5 separate regions of the Mus musculus genome follow, and regions 1, 3, 4 and 5 are each linked to region 2. The links are chromatin loops, found by intact Hi-C in ENCODE. Cell type or tissue: left cerebral cortex. All regions are shown on one strand. Region 1 overlaps Cacna2d4 (calcium channel, voltage-dependent, alpha 2/delta subunit 4). Region 2 overlaps Dcp1b (decapping mRNA 1B). Region 3 overlaps Cacna1c (calcium channel, voltage-dependent, L type, alpha 1C subunit). Region 4 overlaps Wnt5b (wingless-type MMTV integration site family, member 5B). Region 5 overlaps Wnt5b (wingless-type MMTV integration site family, member 5B).

Region 1 (5,000 bases), 60 kb before region 2:
ACTGGCCAGCGCCTCTCAGTTTGTCCTCTGCAGAGATCTGTGTACAAGGCAAGAACTCAGGTCTAATTGCTGCAGACAGATGCTGTGTTCTTTGAGCGGAGGCAGGTGGGTAAGGAAGGAGGCGGTGGGGGTGGCTGTACAGGAGGAGGTGACATTTGTTAATATGTCAGGGGGCCGTGTGAATTCAGAGGATGCGTCAGAATCATTCGAGGGAGAAGATGAAACGGTCTTTTCTAATGACACACAGGTCTGTAGAGGCAGCAGGGGGTTTCCGGTTTTGCTTCTCTGTAGTAAGGGAATTTGTTTCTGTCCTCAGTGTTTGGATGGAAATCAGCTTAAGGGAGGAGTGAACATTCCCAACTTTTCCCCATGCGACACATTTTAGCAGAGCTTCTGGCAGTTTGCAAAATTAACTGTCACTTTCTCCCTTCCTGTCATAAACAACCAAAGGGCCAAATAGCAGGCAGCAGAGGGAAGAAGAGCTGCCAATGATCTGGGCAACCTCCACACCCAGCGGCCTCCAAAGACGAGCATCCGTGAGATCAACAGAGCCCTTCCTACCCCACGGCTTTCCCTTTCTCTTCACACCCCCCCCAGCCACAATGAAGTCCAGGTCCAGGTTCAGTGCTGCCCGATTGAACCTCACAGGCACTGTCACTAGCTCCTTACCCCTTTGTCCAGTGGCACCTTCACGTCCATGGAGTGAGACCCGGTTTCCCCATTGATCATGGCGGTCCTCAGCTTTAAGAGGAAAGAAAAGGGGATTGGTGCCTATTCACCTGGATTTGGGCTCTGACCATGTCCTAGGATCCCTGGGACACTGGGTCTTCCCTTTGCCTCTGAGCAGACTTCTAGGAGGGAAGATGGACCTGAGTCCAGGTGCCACTGCCTCACAGTTGTGGGCTCTCACTGAGGCGGGGCTTTGAGGAATGGATGCTCTGGAACATAGGGTTGTGTTGCTGAGACATAATCTCCTCTAGCATGCGCTATGGAGACTTAGACGTTAAACTTGACAACCCTGAAACCATGCTGGGCTTATAGGCCAGCCTGTCTCAGTAACCTGTGACACCAGGGTCATGGCTCAATATCCACAGTTGCTGAAAGGATCATAGGCACAGAACCCAGCTGCTCGCCCAGAGGCCTTGGCATTCCCAGGACACCCAGTGCTCGTCTACCTGTGACAGGGCTAAATGAGGGAAAGCTTCTTACTCACAATTTCAGCTTGGTCCTCCCACTCCACTTCTGAGAGGTCCACACTGTTGTAGTTGGGTTTGGGTCTCAGCTTCTTGCCTTCTCTGTACTGGAGTGGGCCAGACAGGATGGAAAAGGTGGGGTCAGCATGCACCCTGTTCCCCTTCCCTCTTCTTTAAAATCTTTCAAGTACCCTCATAAAATCAAAGCATCCCATAATCACAATGAGCCAGACCAAACTTACACTCAGTGCAAAGCTTGACCAATGTGTGCCACAGATGGCCTCTGAGCCTCCTGGGGTGTGTGTGTGTGTGTGTGTGTGTGTGTGTTTATGTGTACACATTTCTCATGTCAGGCATCTCCCTCCCTATTTTGAGAGACAACTTGTCATAGTTTGGACAGGTCTTATTACTAGAAAGTTCTCTCTCCTGTGGAGTTCAAATCTGTCTCCTAACTTACTTCTTGTTGTCAGCTTTCATCTGGAGCCACCTAGAACGTGTTCCTCCTGACAGGGCTTGAGATGCTCAATCTTGTCACTTCTAAGACTTGACTGTCTCCAGCTAAACATTTCCAGTCTGAAGATACCTCAGCTCTCTCTCTGAAGATGGCTCAGCTCTGTCAATGTCACCCTGAAAATGGAGCTGTCTGGGAAGAAATCAATATTGCTCATGGAGTCCGGCCAGGAGAAGAGAGAGGTGTGGTTTGAACTGAAGCACTGTGGCCTCTGCCTGGGCTTCTGCCGGCTGCTCGGACAGCCAGGCCAGCTTGGATGCCCAGATGGCGCCATAAGCCAGGCAAATCCCTTCGGTGTTCTCACGTGGTGCTCTCCCACGCGTGGGTGTTCAGTTTGCAGAGCGCCCACCTATTTCTCATGTATTTCATCTTGTTAATCTCAGATGATCATTTTAGAATGCTTCATGAGCAATCAGTTTCTCCTCCAGATTTCAAGGCATCTGCAGAAGCAGCTCATCTTGATAGTGTTTTCTTTTTTAATTTAAATTGGTCAGATTCAAGCGCAGATCTGCAGTGCTTAATAACCACCTGTCTCCAAAATTTGACACAGATCCCTGAACCAATTCTCCGAGCAGAATCATTCTCTTGTTCTTCCTCCCTCTCTCCCTCTCTCCCTCTTTTGCTCTTTCTCACTCTCTCTCCCTGACAGATATCATCATGTTATCTGTAATTACGCCCATGGTACTTCCCTGGTTGAGTTTAGTAGTGCCATCAATAAAAGAGGAGAGTTTATCACCAGAGCATCTTAAAAATAGCACCATCTACTTCTGTAAATGGGTCTCCGGTAGATGTTTGGGAGTTGAAGTCACCATCATTATGTATCTTATTTCTGCTGGTTATTTCATTTACTTGGGTTTTGTTTTCTTCTCTCCTGATTGTAGTATTGATGTCACTCCACTGTCCCTGCTCTGAGCACCTCCTTACTCCTGGCCCACACAATGTTCTATTCTCAGCCTTCCAGAGGTCCAGAGTCCTTAGTGCTGCCCTGTCTTCTACCTGAGCTGTCTCTCTGGCAACAGCCCAGTGCCATTGTCTCAGCTACACCTAACAGATTATAGCCCATCCTAAGCCTCTCAGAATAAGCATATGACTTCATTTGGTTGGGGACACTGACATAGAAAGGTTTTTAGGCCCCCAGCATGTCTCTTGACCTTTCTTATTCTACTGTTAGGAATATTCTTTATTATTTTGCTTTCTGTAACTTCACCATTTGCTTTCCTGATAATACTTTCCTTAAGCAGTACCGAGTGTAAGCCCCACTGTGTCCTTTGGTAAGCAGTTCATTTTGTTTACATGTCTTCACACATTAGATTTTGATTAGATATGTTCTTCTGATTACAGCACTCTTACTAGCACGATAATGTCAGGCACACAGTAGGTCCCCAATATGAACTGGCCAGTGAAAGCATTATTCATGTAAGTTACCGAGATGGATGCATGCACATGGGTTTCTGATTCATGTCCCTTAATTCTGTATGTCCCTTAATGCTGTATGTCCCCTAATTCTAAATGTCAACTCTAGGATCAACCTACATGTTCTCTCTCTGTGAGTCACTTGATAGCACTGGTCCAAGAACCTGTTAGTATAAGGCTGTCCATTATGGGTTTAGATAAATGCCCTGTTGAGTCTGAATTGGGAAGAGAGTGGGGATGGACCAATGTGTCTCCCATCTGAGCCCTACCACTTGCCTTGAGTGGTTCAGTCAGATGTCTTAGGAGATTCTGTATCCACTTGAGCTAACTGCCATGAGACTTAGTTCAGCTGGTCTCCCCAAATGACTCCCGAGGCAGAGAAGCCCCTTTGTCAATTCTGCTATCCAAGCCTCTTGGGGTTCCTCAGAAGTCAGAAGACAGTAGGTTTAAGATGCCTCCAGGCCATCTGATACACTCCCCCCTTATCCCTTCAGCCTCACACCAGCAATGTGGCTATTGCCCCTGTGGACAGGGCCAATCCCTGGATGTAGAGTATTCAGACACCAGGTGCTTGGGAGAACTCATGTGAAAATACCCACAGCTCCTGGACAGAGTCAGAAGGGGACAGGGGTCCTAGGCGACATCGAAGGCACACCCAGGGAGCCTTCACTGCCCTTGTGAGAGGGCCTTGCTATTTTTGTTGTGAACTCAATGTTCACATTCCCTTCTTGGGCCTCTGGGGCTCTGCTGCTCCATCTGTCAGATGGTAGGAGGGATGGAGTCACCGAGGCAGTGAGGGTTTGTGATAAATGTCTGCAGTGATCAAGCTTAAAGGATTTATTTGATTTCGAATTAAGTGTATGTGTGTATCTGCGGGTGTGTACATGTGGACGCAGGTGCCCGTGGAGACCAGAGGCATCCCATTCCCTGGGACTGGAGTTAAAGAGAGCTATGAGCTGGCTGAAGAGGGTTCTGGGGACTAAACTCAGGTGCTCTTAGCTGCTGAGCCATCTCTCCCTCATGGTTTGCCTCTTACACAACTCTCGGAGGCCTCTTTATGGACGGCTGGGCTCCAGCGTGACACTGCTGGAAAATGCTGGAATGTTTGGAGATAAAAAGCCCAGTGAGAGGGTTACAGAACTGGAGTCTCTTTCTCACTGTATTCCAGGGGTCAACAGGTTCATTCTGTCCCATGCTGTGCTGTATGCACCCCACCAGAGCATAAAGCACTAGGCTTAACCAGCTATGGACTGAAATAGTTCTTTCTTTATAAGCTTGCGGTTACAGATGTTTTATTACAGTAATGGAAACTGGGCTGTTCTGCAGGACACCATTCTCACAAGCCCAGCCTGTATCACCTGCTCTCTGGTCTGTTCACCAATCAATCATTCCTTGTGCTTTTTGCCTTAGGCATCCTCCTAGATAATCATTTGGAAACAGGAATGACCGTCGAGTTTCCTCTTGTATGATCTGAGGAATTTTAGCCTTTATTTATTTATTTTTTGTGAACTGTCCCCAATTCTCATAGGCTGTACTTACCAAAGGTCGGAGGTCAGGATGAGAGAGGATGTAGCCATTGTTAGTGTTCAAGAAGGCATAGCCATGCACCCCAAGCTGCCAAGGTCAAGGTTGGAGGGCATTAGACGTGTTAGATGGCTAGGCAGGGGAGGAGGGGAAGGGATCGTTGAAAACAGCAGCAAGTGTTAAATAGGGATAATGGTAAGCCAGGGAGGGTCATGCTTCCACCTACCGTTCTCTGGTCAAGCAACCATGGACAGAAGCCAAGAAACTGAAACTGTGAGCCCAAAGAAATCTCTCCTCTCTTTGAGCTGATTTTTTTTTGTCACAGCAATGGAGAGCTGTGGCTTAGGTACCATCCCCCT
Region 2 (5,000 bases):
TTCCCAGAGTCACGGTGACATCACCACTGCAGCCTAAGGAGTCCCTTCATAAAGAAGGGGCGGGGCTACTTCCACTGCATCAGTGAAGTAGGGGAAGCATAGTGAGGTGGCCCTCAGGCACATGCTGTCAAGGTGTGATGGTAGGAAGCCCCTCCAGCAGCTGTTGGTCCTTCCCACTGGCTGGCATGCAGCCTTGGGCCATGACAATTTAGTCCTCTGGACTCTGTGAAGTCTCTCACTTCATAAAACAAGGTGTCCTGCCCAGGAGCTGAAGGTGGGGCCATGGGACTCCACTCATGCTCCACCTTCTACTCCCTTGGCTCTGCAAGGTGACACTCCGTCCTGGATGAAGCTGCCTTTAGCCACAGCATCCCCTACCACCACCCCCCGAAACTCAAGATTAAAACTGCTGCTGGGGCAGAGACCCTGAAGTGAGGGTGGACATCCTGAATTTGAGGTGAGGAGGGGCATGGGAAGATGAAATGCTGGTTTACATAGGAAGCTCTGTCCTGGGGGATCTAGAAAACCTTCTCATCTGTCTCTTCCTGTGTCCTCAGGAGAAGCACCTGCAGGAGGCCATCCACCCTGACTGTCCTGCCGGTGGCCATCTTTGGTCTAAATGAATCTGCCCGCCGACTTTAAGATGACTCCATACAGTGGATGATGGAGACGTGTTGCTTTGTCAAAACAGATCACGGGAGAATTGGCCTGAAAAGGCTGTGTCCTCTGACCTCGTGGTCCTGGCTTGCTCTGTTGGGCAGCTGTGGCGGCTGTTTTACTTATTCATGTGAAGAAAGGAAACATATTTTATGAAACGAAGCCATTCATTGCCTCAAATACATTAGAAATGTTAAGAATGAAATTTGTCTTTCCCTGGCTACAGAAGGAACTTTAAAGCATAAGTATAGTTTTAAGTGTTTTTCATTATTTTACTTTTTATTTATTTTTATCACCAAATCACATTCCCAGCCCTCACAGATTATTTTTAAAGCCTGGCCACTGGCCAAATAACATTTCTTTTTTTAAGTGCTAGGGATTGAACCAAGAGCCTTGTGTGTTAGGCTCTATCCTGTGTGTGCTCTACCACTGAGGTACACCCTAGCCTAATAGTGCTCCCATTTTAGTGAGCACGTTGGAAAGCGACATTTTCCTATGGTTCAGGACCACAGAACCATGGATATCTCTTGCCCTGTTCTCCTCATCAGACTAAAGCGGTGTGAATACTCACTGTCAAGCACTTGAGAGATCCCTATGAGTTCAGCACAGTGCGGTTGTGGACCTACCCCTTCCAGAGGCCAGCACAGCCGATGCTCAGCCGATGTGCTGTGAGGGTGAGCAGACACCAACCCCTCTTCAGCCCAGCTTCCTTCCTTAGGGAAAGCACGCCCTCCTAAGGGAGAGGTGGTGTCCCAGAAGCCCCATGCTGCTGCCAGGAGGGAGGACAAGGGTCAAAAGCTTCCTGGTCTGGGTATCAGAAGCTGTAAGGAAACCTGCACCCCCACCCCAGCCTCCATTTTAAATTCTCCATAGAAGAGTACGATTCAACTATAAAGGGCTAACTCAAAGGTCTTTTTATGACCCAGGAATAACTAGGACAGTAAAGACAAAGCTTTATTCATTGTGAATACTTAGCAGGGCTGATGCCCACACGCACTGTTGGGGATGCAAGGCAGTCGGTCGGTCTGCTGTCTCCCCTTGAATTTTGCTTCTTACCTCTCTGCACAGGACACAGAGGTGAGCTCTACAGAGCTTGGAGAATCTTCAACCTTCTGCCCCAGAATAGCCACTACCTCTTCTCATGGGCATTTTCTAACTGTGGCTGTCTGAAAGCCAACTTGAACTGAGAAACGGAGCGTTGCTTCAAGCCGGGGCCGCTGCTGACACTTAGAACGAAAGCTGGCTAGAAATGTCTTCAGAAAGATTCTTCCTCCAAAGGCTCAGATCAAACATGCCAAATGGAGCTTTACAAATAAAAGGCTGACTTTGGTAAAGTCCTCATTGCTTCCGAAAACACGGAACCCTTAGTAGGCAACTTGTGGGGTAATATTGCCCCCTGGTGGTTATCAAGCACCATGGCACACAGAGCCCAACCCTGAGAAACTGCCTTCTCTACCCTGAGCGATTCTATTAATAAATAGCTCTGAGAACCTCCCTTCGCATGAAAAACTCTACTCTTCCTCAAATGGCCTCATAAATGGAGGAAAAATCGAACCTTACATGACCTGGCCAGAACCATCTAACTGCTCAACTTGTAGTACCAAGTAAAGGGGAGAGTGTGATTTTTTTAAAAAAAAAAACAAGGAACAAAACCCCCAGACATCAGACAGTATAAAACATTTTACTCTGTATCACTATACTTTGTTAAAAAGGCATAAGTGTGTTTGGTCACACCAGTTCACATGAAGAACCTGGAAGATCAATTCTTAGTCTTTGCTCTCATGTAGCTGGTTACGTGGTTCTCATGGCTGCTTGTGTCACGCTGAAGAGATAGGCTTCATAGATTATGCTTAAGAAGTTGTCATCATTCTGGAAAACAAAGCCAACAGGTCCAGGGACCATTACTCAAGTAGCAAAAGCCAAGACTTCCTGCCTGCCTGGAGCTGAGCTGGCCTTACCCACCTCGGCTGTTTGTGCTGACAGCCAGCAGGCAGGTTGGCCTGTGTGTGGATGTGAAGGGGCTGGAGGCGAGGCTGGGCAGAGCTGCCCGATTTCACTGTCCACATGTGAAGACCATGTGCTCAGAACACCCAGCACAGCCAGGAGGAACGAGCCACACGAAGTGTCTCGGCCATTGGGTAGGAGCTGGCGAGTTGGAATGGTCCTTCCTAAACACCCTCCAGGCTGCCGGGAATGTCTGTGTGTCAGCCTTTCAGGCATTCACTGGGTTTTACCCACAGCGTGGCTCACTGGTAATTTACCAAAGCCAGCAGGGTTTCTTCCCATGGCCTGCGGGAAGCCTCCGGCCTTGGCAAATGAACAGCAGTAGCTAGGGAGTCTCTGCGCTCTTCTGTCTAGGTAAGGAGGGAAGGGAAGGCTGGGTCTAAGCAGTGCTGTTCTTGATGAATGCTAGAGGCTTTCCCCTCCCACTCAAAGGCAATGAGGCTTCTGCAGTCACCTACGTTTCACCCTCTCTGACGTACTCCTTCTCCACACCACAGTCAGTGACGTGCTCAAAGGACGAATAAAGAGATTATTTCTGCCTTTCCTACAAAGATGCCCTGAGTCACTTTTAGTAGTGTATCAGGGATACCAAATTGGCACCATGGAGAAGTGTGAAACACACACAGAGACCAGAGGCCACAGGACTGAATGGCTAAGTCAAAACACACAGCCCTGGGTTATGCGACCAGAGGGGAGTGAGCCAAGAAAAGCAACAATCCCTAAAATCTAAGCTTAGGCTTACATTTCTTTACTGTTCTGATAAAGAAATTTGTAGGCATTTGTTCTAAATTCTCATGAACTTACCATGTTAGGCTATCTGTAAGAGTTTCTGTCTTAGTGCATACGTAAGCTTAGTGACATAATTAAACAGGGAGGCTCAATCACAGCGGACTGCGTTCTCCTTCCAAACAGATGCTCATTTCCAGTCCCATCCTTTTTGTTCTTTCTAAAACATGTTATCTTAGAAATGTTTTCAGTAATAGGGATTAAACAGCAACTGGAGAACCAGACACACAAAGGCTGGCCTGTTCTCCTGCAGCAGTCTGATGCTTACACAGAGCCTGCAGACACCTTCAGGACGGCCTACCGGGATTCCTAAACACATTAGTTGAGGTGCCTGCTTCTCTGTGGCTTTGAGCACTACCCTTACCAAGGCCTATCATTCACTCAGGAGAATGCTCCACTATACAATGGAACATTAATTTACAAAGGCCATACGAGGGGAGATGGGAGCACAGCAGCCAGGCTCAGTGTCACACCAGACCAAACACAAGCCTCAGTTTCCTTGTCTGTGGAATCAAACAAGAGGGTCTTAACTGTTAATTTTACAGATTTATTTTGTGTGAATGTGTATGTATTTGTGTGAGAAGACCACACTTAGGAATCTCTTCTCCCATTATGGGGATCATCAGGCTTGGTGGCAAGCACCTTTACCTGATCTCGTTAGCCCATATAAGAGGCTTTCCTGTAAGCATTAAAGTTAAAGTAGTACACAGCACAGTTCGCTGTGAGTTACCACACAGAGCAGCAGAGACACTCAAGGCAGGGGCTGACAAGGCATCTTATCATTCCACCCTGTTCTCAGCAGCAGGTTTCAAAACCGTAGCAGCTTGCCCTACATGACTCTACGACTATTCCCAAGAGTGAGCTCCTAGGGTGCCCTAGCTGGCCGATCCTTCATCACATGGTCCCTTTCTTTCTGGCTGCTGGCACCTAGGAGGCCTTACTCATTCCTCCAAGTCACAAATCTCTTGAAGCCCTGAGAGATCTCATCCAGTTAACTGAGTTTAGAAGCTGTTGGGGGAGGTGGTAGCACTCTACAGAGTCCAAAGTAGGCATGAGACAACTCACCCTGCCCTGGTGCCGACTGTAAGGTCAACAGTCTTACCTGGATGAGGTTCAGCAGTGCCTCCTGGAGCTGCAGCCTGGTGAGGGGCCTGCTGGCCACGGTGGAGGACTCCCAGTTCTGCAGGGGCAGGAGGAGGCTGGAGGAGGCAGCAGGAAGTTCTTGGCCTCCTAGGGCCATGAGCCCATTATCAGTCTCCCTCAGTGGGGCACAGGTAGACTGTGTGAAAACCACAGGGGGCGTGAGCAGAGAAGCCACTGCAGCAGGGACACACTGAGTTGAGACGGTCTGCTCACAGCAAAGACACACACAAGGCAGGTTAGGAAGCAACCCACAAATTGTAGCTCCTGAGATGAAGGGTCATGTTCACACTGGTGGTAGTGGGGTGCTCAGATGCCGTGGGTGAGAAAGGCCGGCAGGCCTATCCCTGTTCTACCCTCAGAACTTTCCTCAGTGGTTATTCCACAGCTCTGGAGCCTCTTGCTGATGTCAC
Region 3 (5,000 bases), 590 kb after region 2:
AGTTTTAAAATATAAGAAATGTTCTGACCCTTGTCTGAAAACCAGGACCCTATGGCTTGGTTTCTTCAGAGCCCATCCAGTATGAAGTGTGGGGCTGATTTGGAATATCTGTCCCAAAGTATCCTGCCTCCTCTGGGGATGGGGATAATTAACATGGAGGTTGGATATGTCGCCATTCCAACCTGTTACCCCTTGCATGTTCCTAAAGTTCATTACTTATACCCCTCCAGATAGACCTCAGGGATGGACCAGAAGGCCATAGAAGAACTGAAAGGGCTTGTGGAGCCTCAGGTTTTAGCACTAAGGAATAGTCCAGGGTACGGAGAGGCACAGTGCTATGAGGGAGGCCTGATCTAGAAACACTGTCAAGCATAGCAAGAGGACAAGCTAAAGAGACAGGACAGGACGGGAGAGCAACAGTCTTAAGACCCCCTCCTTCAAGGGGTGCCTGGGATGGGAGCCATAACAGGAATTCCTAGGGTCCTTTCTCTCCTGGTGCTGCTCCCAGCAGGGCTGGGTAGGCTGCACTAGCTTCAGAGAAGGCATAAGGGCTCTGACCAGCTCGCAGGGCTTTGGAACACAGTCGGTTGCTCACGTGAGAGGGGGTCGGGGGAGGACAAGGGTATAAGTTCTTGTTCTCAGGCATGGGAGCAATGGCACTGTGCCTCCAGAGATCTGGCCAGGCCTGTGTCTGTACCCGCAAGCTCCTTCAGACTAAGACACCAGTCATGAACCTTTGGCCCTAGACTCTAAGCAGCCCAGAAATTCTAACCCCTCCTCAGCTCCCCATGCCTCATTGCTGCCTCTATCTCTTTTTCTCTATCCATGATCACGCAGCAGATACCCTGTGTGGCACTCCACAGTAGTCACGTACCAGGCTCAGCCTTTCCCGGGACTCAGTGCAGATCCCTTTTCTGCCTTGTCCTGGGGGCATCCCCAGGTCTCCAGACTGTGGACCTCTAGGGAAGGTCACAGCCTCTGAGGCTACGAGAGGGCAGCCATTCCAGAGACTGTAATGAAGTCTGGGACTGTGGCCCTCCCCTTATAATACAGAAGCCACTACCACCATTTCCCAGCAGCCATTTGGGCCAGGTTCCTGGAAAATAGAAAGTGGAGACTGAGAGAAGTGAGACTTGAATGGCCAGAGTATGCTCAGAGGCAATGTCAGACAGCTGTGTGGGATGTCACCACCATCTAGCCTCCTGACAGAGCCAAGTTCCACCCGCAAGGCAGAACTGAGAAGATAAGAACTTCTGGGTTGCTTTCTCCCAACACAGGAGGGCAGGAGCCCCTGGGGCAGTAGCTCTCTGGGCTCAAATCCCAAAGCTTATAATATGTGAAGAACTTGGAGTTATGGGAAAGACAAGGATAGGAAAAACAAAGTCATGGACTCAGGGCTGTGACGTAGCATAGACCTTAAGGATGGGCTGCTGACCTAGGAAGAAAGGTGTTGGCCTTCCACCTCACAGAGAGTCTGGGCCTAAAGAAAGAGTCTAGTGCAGCTGGCCCTACCCTGGCCTGCCTCCTTTCAACCAATGGCTGTTTCTCAGAGGATCCCTTCCTGCCCCACCTTCTTGCTGTGTTAACTGCACCCCCTATTGCCAACGGGTTCTAGAGTGCAGAGGAGAACTCCCGCATCTCCATCACCTTCTTCCGCCTCTTCCGGGTCATGCGCCTGGTGAAGCTGCTGAGCCGCGGGGAAGGCATCCGAACCCTGCTGTGGACCTTCATCAAGTCCTTCCAGGTAACCATGCGCCCTTCCCCTCGTAAAGCTGGGAGTGAGACAACCTCTGCTGCCCCCAGGACTTAGAGCAGCCCAGCGTTCCAATGTCACTTTCCCTAAGGCTCCCCTACAGGGGCAGACCAGGAAAGAAACAGCTCCAGCCCAGTCTACAGGGCCCAGGGCTGGCTCTCCCTCTGTTCTAAATGGCTGTGTGAGTGTGTGATGATAGCACCTGGATTTCCTTGTTTGGAAGAGAGAGGGGATGAGAGTAAACCTGAGATTCTAAAATCCAGGGCTCAGCACATTCCACAGAACTTACCGGAAAAGGAGAATTGTAAGGCCAGTTCTGAGGAGTGCTTTGTAAGTGGAAAGCTCGTGAGAAGCCAAGCTGTCAGGATTCTTGGACTCTTGGGAAAGGATTGTAGAAATTACCCACTGTCCTTCTCGGATACCATGAAAGCCAACTTCTCCCCCACACATCCACTCTTAGACTGCCTCAGACCCTGAACCTAGGGCTTTGTGTCCCCTGCCCTGGACAGCACAAGCTTAGCTAGGACATGGAGCTTGCCCCCATCCAGATGGGCTCAAGGGTGTGATTGCGCCCAGAAGACTGTGGGTGAGTTGTGGTTCCTTGCCTGCCCTTCTTGCTGCCCCTTCCAAACTCTTAGCTCTGTGGGCAGTGCCATCCCCAGCACTCCGATGGATGACCTCGAGGTCCAGCCCAGCTGCACAAAGAGCCACTGTTCTTCTAGTCGTGGCCTACCCTGCTGGCCCTCAACCCCTAATGAGAGCCTGGGGCTCCCCCCTTCACAGGTCAAGGTGAAGGGAGTTTCTAAGGATTTGAATCCTTGGCCCTAATGGGATCAAGACAGTAGACTGGTCCTGATAGAGGCCCCGAGACACCCCAACATTTCTTTGTAATGGGAAGTGGCTGGGGTGACCTTGAAGAATGGGACTTGATCAGGGAACCCACCTTACCCTAAAAAATGTTGTTATCTCTCAGTGCCATCTAGTGGTATATGAGCAGCATAATTCCTAAGCTAGAAGGCCAGGTGCCCAGGAGCACCTCCTCTGAAGTGGCCATGGCTCTGTCTAAGGGGGACTAAAATATGTCGATCCAAATCATGTGTAGGCTGTTGGCGTTGTGTTTCACAAGCCTCAAACCATTTAAATGCCACACCCCCTGCTGAGTTAGCGTTACCATTTCTCATATTCAGATCAGGAAGCAGGTCCAGAGATGTTAAGTAATACATCCGAGCTCTAGAGCTAGAAAGTGGGGAAACAAGATGCATTTCTCCTCATTAGATGTTTTCATGGCAATAGCGCTGACTGCTCACTTCTGGGGAAGTAATTGGATAGAGATGGGATGTAAGCTGCCTCCTCTCCACTTTTCCCTGGTGTCTCCGGTCATTCTGTTGTGTAACTTCCATCACCCTCCTCCCTTCTTTGTGCAAATATCTAACTGTAGTCTGAGGAGGGCTGCTCCTTGGTTGTTCTCAATAAACAGTACGGGGCTGCCTCCATTACTCTGAAGCCTGCTTTTAAAACCAAAAAAGAAACCCTGTGGACTAGGACCAGAGTTCAGTGGTAGAGGCCCTCAGCTCCATCCCCAAAAGATGGGTGGATAGATGAATGGATGATAGATACATATGTGTGTACATACACATACATATACATACATACACACACACATACATACATACATACATACATACATACAAACAAGACAGACAGACTCCTGAATTGGAAAGCCAGAGCCCACCTCTCAGGTTCTCTCCTTGATGCTCAGTCCTCCTTAGTCAAAAAAGGCAGCAGACTGCCATGGACCAGGGAAGTGCAATGCTTTCTGGGAAATGATCCTGCTGGCTGTACTGCTAGGTCTCATAGCCTCTCTTTGCTTCCTTCTAGGCTCTGCCCTATGTGGCTCTTTTGATTGTGATGCTGTTCTTTATCTATGCAGTGATTGGGATGCAGGTATGAGAAACTCTGCTTCCTTGGTTCCCTCCCAGCCCCCAGAACCATAGCCTTCATCCTTTCCTCCCTCTCTCCTGACTTGTGTTCCTGCCTGTCACTCAACACTCAAAGCGCTGGAACTTCCCCCAGTAGGATGTGGTATAAGCCATGGGCAAGAGACAACACAGGGATTCCTCCCATCTTACAGAACCAGGCTTGGGTTCTGCAATGGGAGAACACTCATGAATTAAGCAGTGGGCTTCAGGAGAGAACAGCCTCGTCTGAGAGGCAGCAGGAAGCGGGCGTGTCCCACCAGCATCCCCTGCTTTGATGGATATGCATGATTTGAGGTGGGGAGAGAAGAGAAGGCACTGTCCATCAACCATGCAGTCCTCTTCAGGAGCCCCCTTCCCAGGGGCCCTCTGCCCTCTCTGTTCCCTCAGCCAGAGTTCCTCCAGCCTTCAAGACTCCCGCTGAGTCTTTCCAGGTTCTATAAGGCAGCACCTCCACAGCCATGCTTGTATCTTCCCTTGGCAGCTCCCTATATAAAACCTCTAAAAGTTCTGTGGGGTAGGAGGTGGGGTGCGTTTGTGCTTTAAAAGACAAAAGGGGTGACCTTGACATCACAGAGCAGGGAATAACACAGGCAGGCCTCTGATGTCAGCAATAAGGCAAGCTTGTCCAAGCTCTGGAACACCCATTCCGTATCACTGCAAAATCCAAAAATCACTGTGCATTTGAGTTCTCGGAAATGCAAAGGCTGAAAGGCAGTAGGCCCTGGTCCTACACTGAGTATCCTGATCTCAGCATTCACTTACCACCCCAACCCCAGCTTCCCCTGGGCTGAGGGACATTTCCTGAGTGACAGCTGAAGGCAGGTTTCCTCCTAAAGTTGTCCATGCTGGAGCCAGGGTCCAGGGATCATGGAATAGCAGGTGTCTGCTAGGTCACATCAGAAACTGATTGCCAGATAGTCCCAGAGTTACTATTAGACAGTGGCTGGAGCGGTGCGTGCTGTCCTTCTCGGGTCCCTCAATTCCTCTTTCTTCAGGTGTTTGGGAAGATTGCCCTGAATGACACCACAGAGATCAATCGGAACAACAACTTCCAGACGTTCCCCCAGGCTGTGTTACTGCTGTTCAGGTGGGTCTCAGATGACGTAGGTGCATGCACACATGCACACACACACATACACACACACACACATACAGGGCTACTGCTGTTCAGATGGGTCTTGATGACATAGGTGCACACAGGCACACTTACAGGATGGTAGCCCAAGGAGAGAGAACCAAGGGATCAGGAAAAGAACGGCCTCTTCTCC
Region 4 (5,000 bases), 210 kb before region 2:
GATGCAAAAAATGCACCGAGGTTGTGGACCAGTATGTCTGTAAGTGACTGCACCACACGGGCCTTCAGGCCGCTCCTCTCCGCCTCACAAAAGTCTATATTATATAAATCTATCTAAATATATTTTATATTTGTACAAATGGATGGATGGATGGATGATAGATAATCAAGAGAAGAAAGTGGAGAGGAAGAGCTTAGGAGATGCTGGCCCTCTGTGAGGACTGGATTTTGCTGGAAATCCACAACCAGTGGGAGAGAAACGGGCTTTTCCCCATTTTCTGGCCAGGACTTTTGGGACATGGGCTTGAGAGTGTCTGTGCGCCATAGCCTCCAGGAGACAGGTGGGGATTAGATGAAGGAACTGGACTTATTCCACATCTACAGTCCTGTGGGGAAGATGAGTGTCTGTGACCCTGGCCAGGAGACCCAGAGGCCCTGTGGAAAGACCTGATAACCGGGATGGTAGCCTAGGTCTTCCTGAAAATGGAGCCAGCTTTGGGAAGGGGCTCTGTACTTCCTTCTTTTCTCATCTGAGTACACACTGCAGGAAAGTCCCCTGCCCCAATATGGGGGAGTGGTCTCAAGTCACTCCAACCGGTGACCGTAAGAGATCTGGGCCTCCCTGGACCCTGGCTCTGCCTTCTGATGAGAATGTCACCAGCTCCTGCCTCAAGCTCTTGTGCCAAGAGAAAGACGGTTCTGTCACCTGCTACAGCCAGGAAGACGTGGAGCAAACCTGGGATTTGACTGGGGACCAAGTGCCTGTTGCACAGGACAGGAATCTGCTGTCACTCTGTCAAGGGAGGCTTTGAGAATGACAGGGCATGCTAGCAGGTCAGGTCAACTGCCTGTGAGACTGTCATCTCTGCCCACATGTACAGCGTCCCTTTGACATTAAATATCTTTTTACTGAGGTTTCTCTCCCTCTCCTTATTTGGGCAAGCAGTGATCTCATTTGAAATTTTATTTTTGATGCTAAGGATGAAACCCACGGTATCCTGATGTTATGGAGTTTGTGAATCCTGGGTTAAAGATCATAGACTCTATCCAATTGTAATTAAAGATGTATTGAGCTAGCAGGATGAACAGTCTATGAGCCAGATTTGAAGTTGCCATGAAAAAGGAGGTGAGGGAAAGATTTCTCATTCTTCTCTCTTATATTACGTTCCAACCATAGTTTACCTTCCCTCCCCTCCTTCCAGTCCCTCCTCCATTCCAACCATAGTTTCCCCTCCCTCCCCTCCTCCCAGTCCCTCCTCCATTCCAACCATAGTTTCCCTTCCTTCCCCTCCTCCCAGTCCCTCCTCCATTCCAACCATAGTTTCCCCTCCCTCCCCTCCTTCCAGTCCTTCGATAGCTACTCAAGCAAGCAAGCAAGCAAGCAAGCAAGCAAAAACTGGTCTGTTCTGCCCAGTTAAGCAATCCAAGACAATCTTGGGGTATCTACATAAGCAAGTTACAGAGACCAAAAGAAGCATTTCATCATAGCATAACAGCTTAATGCAGATGTGTGTGCTGAGCCTTGTTAAGCACATACAGGAGGGCGCTCTCTGTAGCCTTCTCTGGATTGCTGCCTGTGGTAGTGGACCACGATATCTGGAACAGGAGATCAAGTAAGGCCAGCCGTAAGAGCCTGTCTTAAATTAAAATCAAATAGAAATCTGAGGGTGGGAAGATCATACGCATGCATTAATTTTCCTGTGGACTCTGTTTGAAAGACCATTAATTTTCCTGAATGATTTAAAGACAGTTTTCACTTGGCAGTGTATGGATTCTTTCCCTGTTGTAACCAGCTTAAGGGAGACTTTGTTTTGGCGCCTGGTTTGGAACAGCTTGAGGCTGCGGCAGCTGCAGTGTGAGTTTGCTTGCTCACATCTCTGTGGACAAGGAAGCAGCTAGGACAGGAGCAGGCTAAACTATAGACCCTAAGACCCACCCCACAGAGATCCAAACTTCCAGGAAGGCCCACCTCCCAGAGTTTCTGCAATGTCCCTAAATAACACCAGCAGCGGGGGACCAAGCGAGTGTTCAGACAAGTGAGCCTGTATCCAATGACATACAAACAGATGACATTGTGTATCCAAACTATAATAGACCTTATTTTTCTAGTTTTTCAAAGTCAGAGTTTTCAAAAAAGAAATAATTGGGATGAATAAAAATTGTTAAGGTTTTTCAGTAAATCATAACTAGAATCCACATTGGGCATGTGGAAACTGACTGACACCCTCTGGCTAGTTCCCCTTGCTCCCTGTTATTTTGAGACGGGATTTCCTGTAGCTCAGGCTGGTTTTGAACTTGCCACCATCCTGCCTTAGGTGTGTGGCACCATACTTAGTTTAGCTAGGGGTCTTTTGTCCATTTTCCCCCCTCTGATGCTAGAATCTAACCTAGGGCACCATACATGCTAGTCTAAACTAAACTACTAGACTAACTACATCCCCTGGCCTTTGGTCCTTTAAGGAGCACAAGATGTCCAAGCTTCCTCTCTTAGGTTGTGGGCAGGGATTACATGACTGGGTAGTAGGAAATAACTCTGCTCACTTATAGAATGCAAGGTGTCCTTTCAGCTTATTATTGAACTCAATAAGGAATGTTAGAGTGGACCTGATTAGGTAACAGAGAACATGGGCCCTTGGAACATTCTTGCTCCAGCATGGCTCACGGCTGGAAAAATTCCAATACCCATGAGGGACTAGCATGCAGCTCTTCATTTGTCCACTGAGTGTCACTGTGCCATCAAGTCTAAAGTCTGTGACTCACACCTTGGTTCAAAAGTTGACCAGTTTCAAGTACCTAGACTAAGTGGCAGTTGAATGCTCAGGCCTACATAAGACATTTACGTGTTTCCTCTCTAAAGCTCAGTGGATGAGAAGGATATAAGATCCAGAAGCTAAGTAAGATAGTAAGAAGGACTAAGAAATGCCATCTTCTGGGCATGGCACAAGCCATTGCAACCATAAACTCCCAACATCCCTCTCCTGCACCAGGCCTGTGTAAGAGTGGTCTGGTCAGCAGTCAATCATGGATACAAGAGAAACTCATGGGGCCTCCTGGCTTCAGGTAGACTCTGGGAGGTGGAGAGTCAGTATCTTCTGTTGTGTACCCACTTGGGAGTCGACTTAGTCTTCTATGGACAGTTCAAACCTATGCTCAAACAGACGGCTTTGGTTAAACAGCGGGTCACACAACAAAGCAAAAGGTGTGAATGTGAAGACTGGATTGTAGCCGGGACAGGGAGGATAGACGGGTGAGAGGCAGAAGAGAGGAGAGAGGCGAAAGTAACAAGAGTGCTTTAAACAGTGGTGGCACACGCCTTTAATCCCAGCACTTGGGAGGCAGAGGCAGGCAGATTTCTGAGTTCGAGGCCAGCCTGGTCTACAGAGTGAGTTCCAGGACAGCCAGGGCTACACAGAGAAACCCTGTCTCGAAAAACAAAACAAAACAAAACAAAACAAAACAAAACAAAAAAAGAGTGCTTTAGCTGGGCAGTGGCTGTGTAGGTCTGTAATCTCAGTGCTCAGGAGGCCAAGGAAGGCAGATTTCTGTGAGTTTGAGGGCAGCCTGGTCTATGTAGTGACTTCCAAAACATCCAGGGTTACACAGTGCAATCCTGTTCCAAACAACACACACAAAAGAATGCATTTTGTACATGTGTGGAATTATCAAATCGATTTAATTAACTTTCTTTCTTTCTTTTTTTTTTTCTTTTTTTTCAGACAGGGTCTCTGTGTAGCCCTGGATAGCCTGGAACCTGTTATGTAGTTGCCGAAGTTGTGTCCGTGGCCATGGTTGGGCTTGTTCCCAGGCCCTAAGTCACTTCCTCCAGACATCTGGATGGTTTGTAGACTTGAGGGTTCTTTCGGCAAGCAGGTTATAGCTGGCACGGATCAAGGGCTCACTTGGTGCCCGCTGCTCCTTGCACCTCCTGTGTAGTTCTCTCTGCAGGGCAGTGTACCACTACCACCTACGCACTTCTCACGGGCCAGGCTCAGACTCGGATTAAGCAACGACCGTTACCTCACAAAACGGTCCTCGGTGTGAACAGCCCGCTCTGTCTCTCCTGCTGAGGGCACCTGAAGCCAGAGACCCTGTTTTCCACTAAGTCTCTGGCTGTGTTCTGTGATCTGTCCTTATTGATAACGTGATTTTTGAGAGGAAAGAGTGATGGAGAAAGTTTGCTTGCTTAGGAGTACCTGGCCAGGGGGACTTGAGCTCCCACGCCTGGAGTTGCTGGATGGGCTTAGAGCAGGTGAAAACTGTCGCTCCCCCAAAGGACAGACTAGTGGACTGAGATAGGTTTTGAAGCAACAAGAAGAACAATGGAAAGCTAATCTAGGGGAGTCAGTGTCCAGGGCAGGAGGTCACTCGCTAATGCTCAGTGGGTGAGACTCTTTCAGCACGACATACCAGAAGAGCCTTATTTTATACCAGACCCATGAGCACACTCTGTGAGGCCACTTCTCCAAGGTTTACAGGAAGAGAACTGTCTTGGCATTGTCTTCCATGTCTGAGGTGTTAGAAATAGTGAGTCTTCCAAACTCCTAAGTGGCTGCTGGAGAGACAGCTCAGTGGATGCTCTCTCAGAGGATCTGGGTTCGATTCCCAGCACCAGAACATGGTGGCTCACAATCCCCTGTAACTCTAGTTCTTTAGGATCCAGTGCCCTCTTCTGGCCTCCTCGGGTACTACACATACACAGTACACAGACATACGTGCAGGTAAAACACCCATACAGATAAAAGATAAATTTAAAAATTAAAAATAATAAAATTCCACTTGGGAGGCAGAGGCAGGTGGATTTCTGAGTTCCAGGTCAGCCTGGTCTACAGAGTGAGTTCCAGGACATCCAGGGCTACACAGAGAAACCCTGTTTTGAAAAAAATCCAAATAAATAAATAAATAAATAAATAAATAAATAAATTGACTGGATAGTGTTAGTGCACACCTTTGATCTCAGCACTCTGGAGGCAGAAACGTTCCAGGACTTTGAAGGCTACAGAG
Region 5 (5,000 bases), 220 kb before region 2:
GAATCTATCTTAAGGCATTAGGAGATCTGCATTAAAGGAATAGAGTACCTTCCCTCATGCGCCCTGTACTTGGCTACACTCAGTATTCCCCCTCCTTCAGCAGTGTCTGTACCCCCTACTGATGATGGGAGTCCCTCTCGCTGCCCTGCCCAGCCTCCTCTGCCCACCTTCACCTTTTAAGACAGTTCAGATTTTTGTTGTGTTGTGTTTTGTTGCTTTTTTGAGACAGGGTCTCACTGGCTGTCCTGAAACTCACTCTGTAGATCAGGCTAGCCTCAAACTCACAGAGATCTGCCTGCCTCTGCATCCCATGTGCTGGAAACAAAGGCGTGCAAAACCACACTCTGCTCTGGGCTCAAGTTCTCTTCCAAATCCTTAGTCCAGAGCCTTGTTTATGGAGAACGTCGCAGAGGGGGTGGAGGAGTCGGTAATACTGTGCGCACCCATGAGTGCATTCACAGCCGTGCCCTCTCTCTTTCTGGATTGATGTTGTAGGTCACTAGCTCTGAACCCAGTGCAGAGACCGGAGATGTTCATCATTGGCGCTCAGCCCGTGTGCAGCCAACTTCCTGGGCTTTCCCCAGGCCAGAGAAAGCTGTGTCAGTTGTATCAGGAGCACATGTCCTACATCGGGGAGGGAGCCAAGACGGGCATCAGAGAGTGCCAACACCAGTTTCGACAGAGGCGCTGGAACTGCAGCACCGTGGACAACACATCTGTCTTTGGCAGAGTTATGCAGATAGGTAAGAGGCCTCTGGACCTGTGTCTTCCTGCCTGGTGCATCGATAGATAGCCTGATAGCATGAACGAAAGCCCACACTGCATTCTTCCTAGGCTTGGAAGCATCCTGTTAGACAGGAGAGGGAGCCCCAGGAGGCTCTGCGTTTCCCTACCTCAAATCCTGGGGCTGTCTGTGACTCACTCTGAGAAGGAATGGAAAGGCTGAGTAAGGAGGAAGTTGGTTAGAAACCTGCCTGCCATGGCTGCCTTTGTCTCTCAGTGCTAGAAGGGCCCCTTTAAAAAAGTCAGAGGTGGAGGTGGAGGGAGAATATCCCAAATTGTATATTTAACATCTTTTTTACTTGAGCCCTTGAGCAAAAGGTGAAAGCTTGAGGCCAGGTTGGTAATAGCTGCCATTAACCAGGCCCAGCTCCAGGCCAGGCTTTCTGCCTTGAAAAGGGATGTGAGTACTAGTGCTAGAGGAGGAAGGTGAGAGGTAAGAGGACCACTGTGGGGGAGGGGTCCCTCCTCCTCCCTGTCCCAGCTGGTGAGATCATGGCTGTCCTATTGCCCAGATGGAGGTGTGAGTTGAGTCTAATTGTCTTAGGTCCTTTTGAAATGCAATTCTCCCCTCCCTGGCAAGAAATTGAGAAACCAGGCTGGGTTCTTATCTCCAGGACCATAAAAGGAAGGTGTTGGTAGTCTTGTCTCCCAAATTGTCCCTGGGCAGTGCCCCACTACTCTGCATTCTGGAGGTAGCTTCAGATAGGGCCTTCCCAAAGTAGGATTCCAGAAAGGTTGTTTAGGGTAGGGGATGGGTAGAGATTTTGACGTATTCTATTAGGACCCTGACACACAGATCTTTCCCTAGGCTCAAACTGAAAAATGAAAACAAGGGGTGTCTGCTTTGAACCCTGCCATTGCCTTTGGGATCAGCCCTGGCTATGAAGAAGGCATGAGCCAGTGTTCCGGGATGCCCTGAGGGGCAGTTTCCCCAGAAAAGCTGACTTGGGGTTTGGTGGATTTACTTAGCAATTCTTCAGGGATTCTCTTCACACACATCCCTCTCCTTGGCACAGTACCTATCCTGCTTAAGCAGTTTTGAGTAAGACCATGAGACTGGTCCAGGTGGGGCATAGCATCCTTCTTGGCCTGTTTCCCGTTATTCAAGGAATGAATGCTGGACAGACAGGCTAGCAAGATGACTCTGTCTGAAAACTTGCTTGCCCTGCCAGCGTGAGGACCCAATTTGATCTCCAGCACCCACACAAAAGGCACGAAGACCTAAATTCAGTCCCCAGCACTCACATAGAGAGACGGTGCGGTGATGCATGCTTGTAATCCCAACATTGGAGACGCAGAGACAGGTTGGCAGCCCACCCAGCTAAATCTGCGAGCCCCAGGTCCTTGTCTCAGAAAATAAGGAGGGCAGCTTCTGAGGAACAGCACACAGTGGGGTGAGGCAGTGTGGTGGGGAGCTGTACTGGGTGAATTCAAGATTGCCAACACCTTCTTTTTATTGTCTCGGAATAAGACCCAGTAGAATAGGGACTGGTTTGTCAAGGACTTCTGACTTCCACTGAGGGAATGTACATGCATCCACATGCATTGCACACACCTGAACATGCACAGTGGGGGGTGGGTGGTAGATACTGCTGAGTCTGATTGCATAGTGGATGGCTTGTTCAGGGCAGGGCTATTGGTCCATCTGGTTTTCGCCACTCTTAGTTGTTGTTGTTGTGTTTGTTTCTCTTTGTTTATTGTTTTAAGACAGAGTCTCTCTACACAACCCTGCATGTCCTGGAGATTTCTCTGTAGACCAGGCTGGGCTTGAACTCACAGAGATCTGCCTACCTCAGCCTCTCTAGTACTGGGATTAAAGGCATGTATCACATGCCCTGACTCCCACTTCTTTTTCTATAGCTTCCCTGAAGCCTCTCTATGTCTGAGAAGCCATGTCCTGGGGTAGCTCCTGCTAGGATCCTGGTGTCAAAAGGGCTTCCTTCTTCTGAAAGCTGCAGCACAAGTCATCCACCAGCAGAGGGCAGCAGAGCAGCTCAGAAGAGCAGCCTGGCTTCCAAAGCCTCTGCCCAGTGCTATGGCTTGCTAGCTTCATATCTTTGAGATGGTTTGGTTTTTCCTTTCATGTGTGACTGTTTCACGTCCAGATACCCTCCAAACACCCAACGCACACACACACACACACACACACACACAGAGTTTATCTAACCTGCAGTGGGGAACTGGTCCTTGCAGGAGATTTCTATGCAAGAATCTCTTTACCCCCCCACCCCCCCCCCCCAAAAGAATCTCTTACCCAAGACCCACGTGCTGCCCTGTGCAGTTGGCGCTGCACCCTCAGAGTCTGGCCACGCCCCTCCAGCAGAGGCAGAGCTGGTCCAGTGTGCTGAAGGACACTTTCAGATCCCAAGTCACCGGAAGTCAGTGTGTGGCACCTGGTTTATTATATTTAGAGACGGGCACATGGTTTCAAAAGGTATTTGGGGAGGGCTGATTAACTCAGAAGCACATTTACTAAAGACGGGTGGAAGAAATAAGTCAGGCATATGCGAGTTGGGAACGGAACACGTAAAAGGCATGTTTCTTGTTTTCAAACACTGGAGAGCTGACAAATGGAAGGGGATTAGGCAGAGCTGCTCCAGCAGGCAGAAGTTAGTTACAAGGAGGCGTATTTTGGTTTCATGTGAGGAGGAACTTTCTAGTGATAGAATCGTGGGGGAAAGAGAGAGAATGAATGATGAATGAGCTGCCCTGAGAGGCCAGCGCTTTCCTGAGGAGCACTAGGAGCCGAATTGCGTGGAGAAGGGAAAGAGACCCAGTGCTGGGGGTCTGCGGCTCCACCCTGCTCCAGGTGGCATGTTGGGAGCTGAGAGCATTTCTGAAAGGCTTTATAGAAATGACTCACTTCTTTTGGTATAGCATTGGAAATGTAAATGAGCTAAATACCTAATAAAAAATGAAAAAAAAAAAAAAAAAAAGAAATGACTCCCTTAGAGTACGGCCCAGCCTGCTTCCTTAAGAGCATATAATGGGCTGCAGAGATGGCTCAGCGGTTAAGAGCAGTGACTGCTCTTCCAGGGGTCCTGAGTTCAAGTCCCAGCAACCACATGGTGGCTCGCAAACATCTGTAATGGGATTCAGTGCCCTCTTCTGGTGCGTCTGAAGACAGCTACAATGTACTCATAGTAAATAAATCAATAAATCAATAAATCAATAAATCTGAAGACAGCTACAATGTACTCATAATAAACAAACAAACAAACAAACAAATCTTTAAAAAGAAAAAAGGAAGAAAGAACACATAAAGCTCTTTCAGAGGACCCAATTTCAGTTCCCAGCTCCTACATTAGGCTGACCTTTAACTACCTATAACTCCAGCTCCAGGAGATCCAGCGCCCTCTTCTGGCCTCTGGAGGCACTGCACACACATGCATATTTCCCTAAAAAGACATAAATAAATATATAATTAAAAAAAAAAAGTCAGCCGGGCGTGGTGGTGCACGCCTTTAATCCCAGCACTAGGGAGGCAGAGGCAGGGGGATTTCTGAGTTCGAGGCCAGCCTGGTCTACAAAGTGAGCTCCAGGACAGCCAGGGCTATACAGAGAAACCCTGTCTCGAAAAAACAAAAAAACAAAACAAAAACAAAAACAAAAAACAATGAATGTGGGGATACTAAATAGTCCAAGAAGCTCTTTCAAAGCAAAATGACATTTTGTTTGTTTTGTTTTTTTTGTTTTTTCGAGACAGGGTTTCTCTGTATACTGTATAGCCCTGGCTGTCCTGGAGCTCACTTTGTAGACCAGGCTGGCCTCGAACTCAGAAATCCCCCTGCCTCTGCCTCCCTAGTGCTGGGATTAAAGGCGTGCGCCACCACGCCCGGCTCCCACATTCATTGTTACAGTCAGCACCAAGGCAAGGGTCAACCGTAGCAGCTAGATCACAGTGGAGCCTCCGACTACTAGTTAGAGGTTTCGTGGGCTGCTCCTGTTAACAAAAGACCAGAGTGGATTTGCTGTTAGTTGTGAAAAGCAGTGTGGTCTGATTTCTGACATCACTGTGTGGTGCCATGGTAATCAAGAAGTAGAGCTCACTCCAGTCCTTTCCTTTAAGACTCAGTTTATTGTTTACTTGTGTGTGTGTGTGTGTGTGTGTGTGCCTATTTATGTGTGTCCAGAAGCTAGAGGGAGTCATTGGATCGATCCTCTGGGGCTGGAGTCACGGGAGGTCGTGAGTCACCAGACACGGGTGCTGGGAAACA

What was found. Peaks named below come from ENCODE experiments on the same cell type or tissue, not always from the same donor. Only the 100,000 strongest peaks of a DNase experiment are listed, where the experiment ranks them.
Region 1: a loop joins it to region 2, with 7 times the contacts of the local background. A loop is called at or near these places in 4 of 42 quality-filtered maps.
Region 3: it touches region 2 in a loop (4-fold over the local background); 2 of 42 quality-filtered maps call a loop at or near these places.
Region 4: it touches region 2 in a loop (8-fold over the local background); 40 of 42 quality-filtered maps call a loop at or near these places.
Region 5: a loop joins it to region 2, with 7 times the contacts of the local background. A loop is called at or near these places in 35 of 42 quality-filtered maps.

The regions. Positions count from the first base shown.
Region 1 is chr6:119,277,920-119,282,919 of GRCm38, reverse strand. Cacna2d4 (calcium channel, voltage-dependent, alpha 2/delta subunit 4) reads right to left here. Exons shown (of 38, transcript NM_001033382.3): 16 at 4,657-4,731; 17 at 1,214-1,300; 18 at 670-741. Among named protein-coding and RNA genes, the nearest start is that of Gm52874, 34 kb to the left of the region's middle. In left cerebral cortex, a CTCF peak has its summit at 1,963; a DNase peak (open chromatin) is centred at 2,011.
Region 2 is chr6:119,217,529-119,222,528 of GRCm38, reverse strand. It overlaps Dcp1b (decapping mRNA 1B), which reads right to left. Exons shown (of 9, transcript NM_001033379.3): 8 at 4,550-4,726; 9 at 915-2,526. The coding sequence ends at 2,449. Among named protein-coding and RNA genes, the nearest start is that of Cacna2d4, 16 kb to the left of the region's middle. In left cerebral cortex, a CTCF peak has its summit at 2,055 (motif pointing left); DNase peaks (open chromatin) are centred at 2,019 and 3,045; H3K27ac peaks cover 525 bases.
Region 3 is chr6:118,624,186-118,629,185 of GRCm38, reverse strand. It overlaps Cacna1c (calcium channel, voltage-dependent, L type, alpha 1C subunit), which reads left to right. Exons shown (of 47, transcript NM_001159534.2): 32 at 1,616-1,744; 33 at 3,632-3,697; 34 at 4,728-4,819. Among named protein-coding and RNA genes, the nearest start is that of Gm38887, 31 kb to the right of the region's middle. In left cerebral cortex, a CTCF peak has its summit at 2,737 (motif pointing left); a DNase peak (open chromatin) is centred at 2,839.
Region 4 is chr6:119,428,445-119,433,444 of GRCm38, reverse strand. Wnt5b (wingless-type MMTV integration site family, member 5B) reads left to right here. Exons shown (of 5, transcript NM_009525.3): 5 at 1-914. The coding sequence ends at 47. Among named protein-coding and RNA genes, the nearest start is that of Gm40397, 36 kb to the left of the region's middle. In left cerebral cortex, CTCF peaks have their summits at 2,711 and 4,676 (motif pointing left); a DNase peak (open chromatin) is centred at 2,707.
Region 5 is chr6:119,442,078-119,447,077 of GRCm38, reverse strand. Wnt5b (wingless-type MMTV integration site family, member 5B) reads left to right here. Exons shown (of 5, transcript NM_009525.3): 3 at 496-743. Among named protein-coding and RNA genes, the nearest start is that of Gm40397, 23 kb to the left of the region's middle. In left cerebral cortex, CTCF peaks have their summits at 2,748 (motif pointing right) and 4,140 (motif pointing left); DNase peaks (open chromatin) are centred at 2,775 and 3,277.